3 separate regions of the Homo sapiens genome follow, and regions 2 and 3 are each linked to region 1. A link is a contact called in ENCODE Hi-C data. All regions are on one chromosome and are shown on one strand. Each heading gives the region's core, a stretch centred on a gene start or an enhancer-like site at or near the end of the contact. The rest is flanking DNA. Distances are from core to core; before and after follow the strand shown. Region 1 holds the start of LINC02946 (long intergenic non-protein coding RNA 2946). Region 2 has its middle 160 kb from the start of NCK2. Region 3 overlaps NCK2 (NCK adaptor protein 2).

Region 1 (3,984 bases), core at 608-3,107:
GCTGTATACATTTCCAAATTCTTCATCACAGTTTTTTTTTTTCTTCACGAGGATTGGATTGTACTGCATATGGCACTTTGAAACCTGCCTTTTCCCTTTATGATTTATTCTGGGCACCTTTTTTTCAGATCAATGATTTTTTTTCTTTTTCTTTTCTTTTTGTTTTGTTTTGTTTTGAGACAGGGTCTTACTCTGTCACCCAGGCTGAGTGCAGTGGCCTCATCTCGGCTCACTGCAACCTCAACCTCCTGGGCTCAAGCAATCCTCCTGCCTCAGCCTCCCAAGTAGCTAGGACCACAGATGCGTACCACCACACTCAGCTAATTTTTTTTTTTTTTTTTTTGTAGAGACAGGATTTTGCCACATTGCCCAGGCTGGTCTCAAACACCTGGGCTCAAGCAGTCACCCTGCTTTGGCCTCCCAAAGTGCTGGGATTCCAGGAGGTCAATGACCTCAAGCTCCTCTATTCCCAGCAGCACTTCTGAGCTCCTGGCAGGAACATATATTCATGTATAAGCATGAAAAGGGGGGTCCCCAACTCTGCCAAGGGTGGGAGTAGGGAGCCACGGTAGACTCCCTCACAAACACAATTGGAGATGACCAGAAGGCTAAACATTGGTGCCTTTGGCCTTCAAGATACCCTTTAGAAGACAATTATTATATTTTCTTGAGTGTGAATGGAGATAGGATGGGAGGAGCAGCTTCCAGGACCCTGCCCCACGGCAGACCGGCCTCTGCCCTGTGGATCCCAGGACCCTGCCCAACAGCAGGCTGCCCTCTGCCCTGTGCATCCCAAGCACTTTCTCTGTGCTGCCTGGTGTTGCAGAAGTCCTGCCTCGCCATGGACACCGTGGAAATGAACAGGCTTGCTGAGTGACTGGCATTTGCAAAGCTTTCACAAATAACACTAAACACCGTGATTTCCTCAAGATGTTCTGGAGCCCTCAGACTGGGCCCTCTCTGTTGTGGGGTGCTCAATCTTCCCAGGCTCAGGCTGCCCCAGGGGCTGGGCCACGCTGCCCCAGGGGCTGGGCCACGCAGCCCCTATCGTCACCCTCACTACCCAGGCCTCTAGCCTGCACCCTTCCCCTCCCTACACTCCCCACAGGCAGCTCTCATCAAGCAACTGCTTCTCCAAGCGCTTGTGACTAAACCCCAAAGAGGCCTGGAAAGAGGATGTTGGAAACAAGCAGGGGGTGCACTTTGGGGGAGGCGAGGCCTGGGAAGCCGGCACACTTCTATGTGAGTGGAGGCTGTTGGCTGATTGGCCACTTGACCTTTGACCTGAGCCCCAAGGAAAGTGCACCCTCCTCTCTTTCATTTTGTTTATGGCTTCATACAAGCTTCCCATTTACGTGAACATTCTGACAGAAGAGGGCTCTCATTTGGCCAGGTCCTGAAAGCAGAGAATTCTGCTCCTTCTATGGGACCAGCAGCCTCTCTTGCGGGCGTTTGGCTCTGCCTGCGAGGCAGGTGGGCTGCCAAGGCTTCCCAGCTGGGCTTTTCTGCTTTAGATAAGCTGAGATATTTGTGCATGAAACCTTCTGCGATGTGACCCTGCGAAATGCATGCTGCGCCACACCCTTTTATCGTTGTTAATTGAGAGCAGAGTGTTGCTAAACTTACCATGTGATGGATATTTCTCCGTTTTGATATTGCACAGAATGAAGAACATAGCAGACAGATGAAGTAGGCCTGGTGGTGCTCTGAGCAGAACAAATCCTAAGGCCAGGTTAGACTAGCTTTGCACTGTTTCCCTCGTGTCTAGATTTCTGAAGGATGAGTCTTTTGATTTGTTTCTAACCTGCTTAAAAGAGATGGGGAGGCGGAGGAAGCAAGGAGCCGAGGTGCAGCCGGATGCCTCCCAGGATGAATAATGGCAACAAGAAACAGAGTTCTTAAAGCCCAGATGATAAGGGCCTCAGTCTGGGTGTGAATGAACTTGGCCTGACTTCTTTGCTGCCGTCATATGAACCGGAAGGAGACAGCTTAGATAGAGCAAGCCTGCTCCTTCCAGAAGCACGAGGGTCCTGTGGCGGTTTTTGCTTCAAACACCGCAGAACACAGAGCAAACCCCATGACGCCGTCCTTCAACTAAACAGCCCAAAGCAGCAAACTAGAGGTTTCCATTTTTAGTTTGCAAGGGGAACAACTGAGCTTTCATGAGTTGGAATTTGCTAACGTAAATTGAGCCTTTGTAAGAGGGCTGAAATTGACCCTGGAGACGGAAAGCACAGGAAATATTTGCTGTGGTCGGTGGGAGAGGACGCTCCGCAGACAAAGCCGCCTGCTTCTCCCGTCAGGCCTGCCTCCTCTCTAGGCAAATATTGGAGGGATGACTTTTTTATTTGCAGAGAGGATTTGGCTAATTTTGTTTTATTTGTGTACCTTACATTCATGGAGCACTCTGCACAGTCTGTTGGATAATCTCTAATTATTCCTTTCCTCTTCACACCTGTGAGGCCGATGCTCAGCATATTTCAGAGGAAGCTGGCACCAGGGATGAGGGAATCTGCCCAAGCATGAGTCACCTGGAATATTAAACCAGAACCAACACACAAATGATCTGTGCAAAGAGGTCAGCAAAATAAAGGATTCACTGCAATTCATCCTTCTGTGGTCACTGCCGGGCTTTGGGCTCCCATCCCTTCCCGGCCCTCCCATTCCATATCCCTCTTCTGTATTTGCAGGCAGCACCATTGAAGTGTGTTTGACAGACAGAACTACTGTTTTGAATCAACCCTCTGAGATGTCTAAATCAGCCTGTCAGACTTTGCTCCCTCTATCACGTTTCCCAAGAAGAGGATCAGAGATAAAGAGAAATATGGAAATTTGGAGTAAAAGGTGAGTCTAGAGAACAAGAAAAAAAAAATGTGCCTTCAGAGACTACAACAAAGGAACCCAACAAAATATAGGACAATCTGGTTACTATGTTGAAGTCACAAATGTGAAGAAAATAATATACCAAAACGTTTCAGAAAAATCCAACTACTATAGCCAAGCGAATGACACATTAGTGACATAATGAACAATTAGAATTAAAACTTTTTAAAGTGTCGTAAAAATATTTCTTTATTGTTTAAAAATGAGATTTCAAAATGTTTCCAAACCTCATCAGTGAAGGACATACCTACATTTCTAACCCAGATGAGGTTTTTGAAATGTGGAATATAGAAGCAGTCCCTTTAAAAAGAAAAAGAATGCCTTTCATGCTGGATTTGTACAATTTCCATATGTTTTAGTAATCAAGAAGTACAGAATCCCTTGAAATGTGCAGAGATTCAAGGCTAGAGCCAACATAGCATTCAGAGTCTTAAATAAACATATAATGTTTGGGAAAGCAATATTCTGGATGTTAATTTTCAATCTCTAGGTATACCTGTCAGTCTTTAAGATGGAAACTTCTGCTTGTCAGAGTTTGAGGCCTCTGTGAACTTGCAGGGGGTGAGTCCTGGCTTGGCCCACTCACCGATCCCCAAACACTGGCGAGGAAGAAACTGAAACAGCTGTAACCACTCACTTAAATATACCATGGCATTCGTACAAATGATCGTCGACTTTGAACCCAAGAGCTGGGGTCCAATAGGAAGACAACTCCAAATCAGGCCTTAAAAACCTGGTTTCAGAATACACATTGCTGCCTTGCCTTTGTGGGTTTGTTTATTCGGCAATTGCATGTTAAGGAAGTGGGAGTAGAAATCACTTATTTGGACACTTATTAAGCTGGTCAAATTCTCCTAATTCTAGAATCTGAAGTACAGCATCTGTGGAAAAATACAGGGGATGAGATTATAGAGACAGAAACCAGCCTGTATAATGCTAAGACTTTCTGTCTGGGGGTGCTAGACATGTGAGCCCACCACCCTCCCCAGCTAGGTTCATTTTTTTTTTTTTTTTTTTTTTTTTTTTCTGAAAATTGCTCAGTTTCCAGCTTAGAAAAGATTGGACATAACATGGAACCTTAGATCTTTAGCCAATAACCAT
Region 2 (3,984 bases), core at 995-3,494, 290 kb after region 1:
TTTTTAATCCAGCTTGCCACTCTGTGCCTTTTATTTGGGGCATTTAGCCCATTTACATTCAAGGTTGGTATTGATATGTGTGGATTTGACCCTGCCATCATGATGTTAGCTGGTTATTAAGACTTGTTTGTGTGGTTGCTTTATAGAGTCACTGTTCTGTGTACGTCAGTATATTTTTGTGTTGACTGGTAACAGTCTTTCTTTTTCATATTTAGTGCTCCTTTCAAGATCTCTTGTAAGGCGGGCCCAGTGGTAACAAACTCCCTCAGCATTTGCTTATCTGAAAAGGATCTTATTTCCCCTTCTCTTATGAAGCTTAATTTGGCTGGATATGAAATTCTTGGTTGAAGATTATGTGTCTTGAGGAACGTTGAATATAGGCCCCCAATCTCTTCTAGCTTGTAGAGTTTCTACTGAGAGGTCTGCTGTTAGCCTGATGGGATTCCCTTTGTAGGTGACTTTCCCTCTCCCTCTAGCTGACTTTAGCATTCTTTCTTGCATTTCAACCTTGGAAAATCTGATGATTACGTGTTGTGGGATTGATCTTATTTTGAAGTATCTTACTGGGGTTCTCTGCATTTCCTGAATTTGAATGTTGGCCTCTCTAGCTAGTTGAAGAAGATTCACTCCTGTGGCAGTGTTGGATGCATGCAGACATGCTTACTGACAGGGCAGGGAAGGCAAAACCTGCTGGCACACACACTCTGGCAAAGCAATGTTGGGGGTGGCTATGGGCCTTGGGGAAGCTGCTGTTGGGGGAGGAAGCAAGCAGGTTGCTGCATGGCCGTGGGGGACACCTCACTGGAATTCTCCATTAGTCAGCCATGGTGCACCAGTGCAGGATGTGGGCCCCCAAGGTAGCTGAGGCTTTCCTGCAAGTGGACTCAGCCAGGCTGGGGCCTCAGGAGAGGCCAGCAGACCAAGGGCACTGAGGTCCAGACTGGCCCTGTCTGATGGGCAAGACAGCTCTGCAGAGTTCAGGTCTGACAGTTCGCAGAGGGCTAAAGTCTCCTATGAGAACAAGTCGAGCCTAGGAGGCTGGGCATCCCTGACCATGCTCCACTGCAGATGCTCCCACACCAAACCCTCTGGGCTCTGCATCAGTTGGCATGCCCCACTACCACTTCTCTAAGCAGCTCTCCCTGCAAACTCGAGTGTCCACAGTGGTCGAAGGGTCTCCTGCCAGGATTCCAGGTGCCCGTGGTGAGAGCAGGTTGCTCCTTGTCAGTTCAATTCACCCATTACCCCAGAGTCACTGGGGGCCAGGAGTGAGTCCTGGTGTGCAGTAGCCCTTCCATTCAGGGTTCCCAACTTCCTCCCCATTCAGCTCAGCTTCTGTATCTTCCCTCCATGTACTCTCACAGCCTTCCCTCTGAAGATCTGTTAGGACTGTGCCAGTGGTCTTGGTCCCTCAGTGGCAGCTGTTCCACCTGGCTGCATCTAGTTGGCCTTCTTGCCCCAAAAAATCTCTATCTGCATTTTTAACATGCTGCTGGAAGATTCCAATGAGGTGGTTTGGACCTGCACTTTGGGTTCTAGTCTAGTCTACTTGAAACCTCTAGGGAAACACGTTGCTCTCAATGCATGCCATCTACAGCATGTCCTTCTCCTTGGGCCATATAGAATAGGGGTCCCTAACCCCTGGACCATGGACCACTACTGGTCCATGGCCTGTTAGGACCCAGGCTTCACAGCAGGAAGTGAGCAGCAGGCAAGCGAGTGAGCATTACTCCCTGAGCTCCGCCTCCTGTCAGATCCGTGGCAGCATTAGATTCTCATAGGAGTGCAAACCCTATTGTGAACTGTGCATGCAAGGGACCTAGGTTGTGCACTCGTTATGAGAATGTAACTAATGCCTGATGATCTGAGATGGAACAGTTTCATCCCAAAACCGTCACACACACACACACACACACACACACACACACAGGTTTGTGGAAAAGTTGTCTTCCACAAAGCCAATCCAGGTTGGGGACTACTGATATAGAAAGAAATGTCTGATCTTTAAGGCCCAGAGTGATTATTTTTCTCTTTTGTTAACTGTCTTACTTGCCTTAACCTCCATCAGGTTTCCCACAGCACAGCTACTAGCCATACAAACTCACTGGAAAGACTCGTGCTGTTCTATCTTTGGCAGATCCTGCTACCTGACACTAAATGACTATTGAAGATAGACAAGCCTGACAGCTGGTGTGAAAGCTCGCCTTTGACAGCTTTCAAAAAATCCCTGAGCTCCTCTCCAGTGGCCAGCATTTGGTCAGGAACCAGGGCACCAGGGCCTTGTCCTCAAGCATCTGCTGGTTGGTGGGGGCATGTGGCCTTCCAAGATTAGGTCATGGCCCAAGGAAGCCCCTAGTCCAGAAAGTCAGTGGACTTGTGTAAAGCAAAGGCCTGTGCTCATGGTGGTGGAGTGCGCCTCCATCGGTGCACACCCTGCATCTGAGCCTGGGTGCTCCTCACCAGCGGCTTGACCTCCAGCCAGTGCTGAGAACTCTGTACCTCCAAAACACTGGTGCAGAGCTGCATTTTTTAATACAGCCATTTGAGGGGGATATTAGAGTTGTTAGGCGTTGTTGTACATTTAGACAATGTAAACTGCGTAATGTGAAATACTTAGCACATTTGTATAGCTGGTTAAATGGGCTTAATGAAAAGGAAAAAAATAGGTTAATGTGCTAAATTATTATCTAAATGAAGCTAGTAGTGACTTATACAAGATTTCAGACTACATCTACATGTAGTACCATAGAGACACTGTGTTCAAATGATTTTAACCTAGAACTCCATCCAGTCCCACAGGGAATGGGATGTCAGTAATATTCATTTCCACAAGTGCCAGGGAGGTCCTGTCCTGTGCAGTGAAGAGCAGAGAATAAAAAGATGAGGGAGGCTTGACATTGAGGTAATGAAACTAAAATACTTGCCCAATCAGAATGCAAATATCCGGCCAGGCACGGTGGCTCACGCCTGTAATCCCAGCACTTTGGGAGGCCAAGGTAGGTGGATCACTTGAGGCCAGGAGTTCGAGACCAGCCTGGCCAACATGGCAAAACCCCACCTCTACTAAAAATACAAAAATCAGTGGGGCGTGGTGGCGCACACCTGTAATCCCAGCTACTCAGGAGGCTGAGGCTGGAGAATCGCTTGAACCTGGGAGGTGGAGGTTGCAGTGAGCTGAGATCACATCACTGCACTCCAGCTTGGGCGAAAGAGCAAGACTCCATCTCAAAAAATAAAAAAATAAAAACTGCAGACGTCCAAATAGCATTCATATCCCGTTAGTTCTATGACAGTGGTGGCTTGAGGTGTTGGAGAATAACAGGTGCTGTCTTTGTTAAAGGTGCATTTGGAATTTGTCTTTGGGAACTGCCCACCCATATACTGTGGGGTAGCCTTGGATTATCTGTGGTGGAAAATCTTTCAGGTTGTGCTTTTTTTGAGGTAGGGAAAGTGATACTGGTTACAAATCCATTTAGAAATAAATCATTTGGAGGAATCTTAATTTTCTTCACTTTTTTATACATCTTTTTTATTATCTGGATGAAAAATATAGAGAAAAAAGTTGAATATTTTTAAATTGCATGGAAACCAAATTTAAGTTGAGTAAAAGTAGATATTCATATTGGTTATACTGGTGGTAGGAAAATAGGAGAAAGATTTCTTCTCTGGAATTTGTTTGGTTTCCCGGTGGTATTAGAAAATAATTTTCTGGCAGGGTATAGTGGCTCACACCTGTAATCCCAGCAATTTGCAGAATCTCTTGAACCCAGAAGGTGGAGGTCACAGTGAGCCCAGATTGCACCATTGCACTCCAGCCTGGGCAACAAGAGAGAAACTCCATCTCAAAAAAAAAAAAGAAAATAATTTTCTCTTTAGTCAATATTTTCACCAAAAGTGCTTGTTAACATGATTTGCAAATTTCAGAATGTAATGAAGTCAATGAACAGATTGGTGTTGCAAAATACTGAATTCCTAATCTAGGTA
Region 3 (3,984 bases), core at 687-3,186, 280 kb after region 1:
TGCCAGGATGGAAAGGTTTCTGAGGGGTTCAGCCTCCCTGCAGGACTCAGTCAGGCATCTTTATTTAATTTCCTTTTTTTCTTGCAGTCTTTGGGCCTGGGCCTTTAATTGAGGTTATCACATGAGGCCTGGCTTCTGGATAAGCACAGCTGTTTTTTTTGGAATGGATCTTCAATAAAATATCCTGAGTGATTGCAGTGTAAATGAGCTAGACCCTTGCTTGACGATATTGAGGGGTGCGTATTTCAGGGAAGACAAACATTGCCACATGCTACACTATCCACTATCAGTAAGTGCTGGGTATTTCAGAAGTATCTGTTGGATATGTTAGATGAATCAGTGAACCAACAAACGAACGAACCTCTTGGACCCTCTTTCCTGTCCTGAACTTCAGTACCTACTGCTTGTCCTTCCATTTCTTCCTCCTCCCTCGCTCTCCTCTCTCATCTACAATTGTCATTTATCCTTAGCAGCTAAAGGTGATGCATTGTTGTTGCTTATTCTCCATATTTCGTTATCATACCTTCACCTGTGAGCCATACCTGCTTAAATCCAGAAAACTCAGAAATCCTACTCACCCTGTGTGTGTCCATTATAAATCCTTTTATATTACATTTTGTCCACATTGATTCTATGGATGTGGCTAGAAAGCTGTACTTAAAATGAACAGTAACCCTTTACTGGGTTTCTGGTAAACTGTACAAGTTGTCAATATTTTATTTTCTTAATTGCTGCATCTCCCATCCTTGTAAAGCTTGTTCAGAAAATGACAGATCACAACTAGGATATGGTTGGAAAAGGTGCAGAGCTGGCCTGCAAGTGCGGGAGGCCATTTTCCTCTGTAAGATTTTAGTTCCCGAAGATATCATGTATTTATTATGTCCTGCAATAGTATTAGATACTAATATTTTTTGTCATACAGTACTTTTTTTTCCAGTAGAGAAAAACTGTCTCGCTAAGGATAATTTAATGCACATATTTGTTTCATTTCTCTTTTTTAAAATATATGAAAAGTATTTGGCTGGGAAATAAAATAGAATAGCTCCTTTCTGTATTTTTAAAGTTATAATATTTCTTAAAGAAATTATAACTTTTACCCAAAACTCTATTTTCAGGCAATTTCATCATTCCATTTCTCTAAATAATGATTCTCTAACTGTATGTAGTGTGTATCAGAATTGCCTTGAAGCTTGTTAAAACAAATTGCTGGGTCCTACCTGAAATGGTACTGATTCAGGAGGTCTGGGGCCCAAGAATTTGCATTTCTATTAATAGCACGTTTCTTGGTGGTGATGCTGCTGCTTTTGGGACCACACTTTGAAAACCCTTGATCCCTATGATGCATTCTTAGTGGTTTTATATATTCTTGCAGCTGTTATTAAAACCATTTCTGCATAATACTACATTTCCATGAATTATAAAAATATTGTCATAAAGCTGAACTTCATTTAGAACTGAAGCTTTTGTTGAGTGGGATTTATCTCTTGAAGTATATTTCTGTTGAGTTTTTTGGGGGGCTTTTTTGTGTTTTTGTTTGTTTGTTTTTTACTGTTTAGAGTTTGAAAATAAACGTGCTGTATTTGCTGTGTTTCTGCTGATGAATTAGGAGGAGGTAGATTGTCAGAGCAATGTGAAAGCTGCTTCCAGGGTTTCATGGTTAGGCTCCGTGATCCATGGTGTTTCTTCATAAATGAGTTAATGTTAAGATGACTTAACCTTAGGTTGCTGTGAGCAGTGCCTGTAGGCATCTTTCCAGTTTCAAAGATAACAAGTTATTTTTAATTGCCAGGCTTTTTGCCCAGTACCAAATGGAAGTTTTAAGCCTGGATTTTTGTAATAGTTCTAATTTTAAGCATATTTAACTCTTGAAGATGGAAAGGCCTGCAAGATCATGCAGTACAGGCTGTTATCTGGAAGTTTAGTGCTCATCACCTGATTCTGATTCTCAAATGGGCCAGAGCCCTTGAAGACTCTGCCTTCTCACTCTGGCTGGCTCTTCAATGCTGACCTTTAAAACAGACAACATCCAGCATCACCAGCAAACTTGCTAGAATGCAGATTGCCCCAGCTTGCTGACTTCGAATCTCTGGGGTAGGGCTCTGCAACCTTGGTTTGAAGAAGCCCTCTGAGTCCTTTTTTTGTTCCAAATCCTGAGAACCTATGAACTCCTGAATAATTCTGATGCGCCAATTTGAGAACCACTACGTTGTGGAGTATGCACTTGATTCAAGCCCTTTTGCATACTGTTGTGTAATATGGTAAAATTCTGACTTAAATGTATCACTCAGTCACATCAGGTATGACACTATGGAAAGACAAAGAATAACAAGGACAATATTCTACAGGTCTATATGGTGAGGTATTACATGTGACTTTAGGAAATACATTTGGGGATAGGGAGGGCTAACCACACACATGCATACTAACTGGAAAGTGGACAGGGAACGCTCCGTTTGCCTAGATTAGGTAGATGGGACTTGGACAGCTGCTCTGTAGTTGATGATTGACTTTTCATTTATGTAAATAAGATTACTTCCAAAGTTAATGAGATGAATATTTGAACATGTCAGTGTGGATTGGCTTCAGGCCTGTGGAGTAAATATTTTATAGAGTGAACATTGATAGGAGAATAGGAAAAGCTGGTGAGACTCTTCACACTTGGGGCAAGGAAGAGATAATCTGATGTAAAAACAAAGAACATAGGGTCAACTGACAGCTAGCAGCATAAGTATAGGCAGGAGTAATTTTTATTAAAAGAAGGCTACCTTAGACAACTAGGGCAGGTGACCAAATAGAATGGTAAAACTGAAAGGCAGTTTTTCTGAGATAAAAACAGAGAAACTATTAATCAGTGGATCACGATTTGCCTCTAACCCATTTGTTCTCACTTTTGGGAGGTAAATGAACCACTTCTGTGGACAGAAGAGTGCCTTCTGTAAAGAAGTAAAAGGGGAAAAACATGTCTTTACCAAAAGAAAAGAATGATACAACTTGTGATAAGAAACCAACAGGGTGACCTCTCTCTGGGGGTAGAAGGAGATGTGTAGATTATTGATGCTTGGAGACTTCAGCGTGGCTGGAGATCAGTCCAGGGTCTGTGTGGAAGGCCTGGTGAATCACACAAAGGGCATTTCTACCCTCATCATTTCATAAAGTCCAAAGTGAAAGATAAGGAGAAGTTTTAAGGTTTAAAGAACCAAAAGTACCTGGAGCAAGGCCCCTCCCTCCCGTTTCCTCATGACTATTGTGCTTAGAAGAAAATCGCATTAATACATAAGCTTTCAGGAATGGAGGAGGAAATAAAGGATATTAAAGTCTGTCCTCGGCATTCATTTTTTTCCTTCTATGAGAAAACAATGATTAAATCTTGAGAGAGGGAGAGGCGTATCTGATCAGGACATCTGTTTTATAAAACTGCAAAGGTGCTTTTCAGCAAGTATTTGAGGCAATGGATCAAGCTGGCAAAGCCATAGAGATGGGATCAAAGAGTGTGCTCTCTACTGTTCTTTTCTAAAAGTACCCACTTATCGCGAGCACAAATTGCAAAGAGATGAGGTGTAAGAATTACCTAAAGGAATGAATAATGGAAGAGGTAGTCAAAATTAGAAATTTTTAAGTCTGCACGTTTGTTGAACACCAGATACTCTGAGCCCGGTGTGGGGATGTGGAGCTAAATAGGGTTCTTGCACTTAGTTGTATTCAAACACAGAATCTAAAGCCTAAACAAAAATAATGATGATAGAGGCCCCGAGAGAGGTTGGTTTTCCGCCAACCTATTAATTGTCCTTAGATTCCACTTGGAAAATGACTTCTGAAAAGAAGGGTCAAATGAATGGGTTGTACTAATTGTTCATTCTCCAGAACCATTGATTCAAAAACTATGAGAATGGAAAAATCATTCCTTATAAGGAGTACTCATAGAAGGACATAACAGGAAGAAGTGGTCTGATGTTTGAAAATTTGAAGAATTTGCCCAGTAGTCAG

What was found. A loop is a pair of places that touch in the nucleus more often than their neighbours do. Pooled maps may share reads with other maps.
Region 2: a map of aorta shows a loop between it and region 1 (2.1-fold over the local background). The contact joins the enhancer-like site here to the promoter of LINC02946 in region 1. A Hi-C loop is called at or near these places in 1 of 168 maps with a recorded cell type or tissue (aorta).
Region 3: a map of Right ventricle myocardium superior shows a loop between it and region 1 (2.0-fold over the local background). The contact joins the enhancer-like site here to the promoter of LINC02946 in region 1. A Hi-C loop is called at or near these places in 3 of 168 maps with a recorded cell type or tissue (Right ventricle myocardium superior, aorta and cardiac septum) and 1 of 50 pooled maps.

What each region holds. Positions count from the first base shown.
Region 1 is chr2:105,608,702-105,612,685 of GRCh38, forward strand. LINC02946 (long intergenic non-protein coding RNA 2946) reads right to left here and starts at 1,858. Exons shown (of 4, transcript NR_038891.1): 1 at 1,627-1,858. LOC107985929 (a long non-coding RNA gene) reads left to right here and starts at 2,448. Exons shown (of 3, transcript XR_001739626.2): 1 at 2,448-2,578; 2 at 2,691-2,844.
Region 2 is chr2:105,901,052-105,905,035 of GRCh38, forward strand. No RefSeq gene overlaps it. Among named protein-coding and RNA genes, the nearest start is that of NCK2, 160 kb to the left of the region's middle. Within about 2 kb of position 2,245, at least 2 of the 41 ENCODE cell types and tissues checked have a DNase peak (open chromatin) inside an H3K27ac peak, as active enhancers do.
Region 3 is chr2:105,884,380-105,888,363 of GRCh38, forward strand. All of the region lies in intron 4 of NCK2 (NCK adaptor protein 2), which reads left to right. Among named protein-coding and RNA genes, the nearest start is that of NCK2, 140 kb to the left of the region's middle. Within about 2 kb of position 1,937, at least 2 of the 41 ENCODE cell types and tissues checked have a DNase peak (open chromatin) inside an H3K27ac peak, as active enhancers do.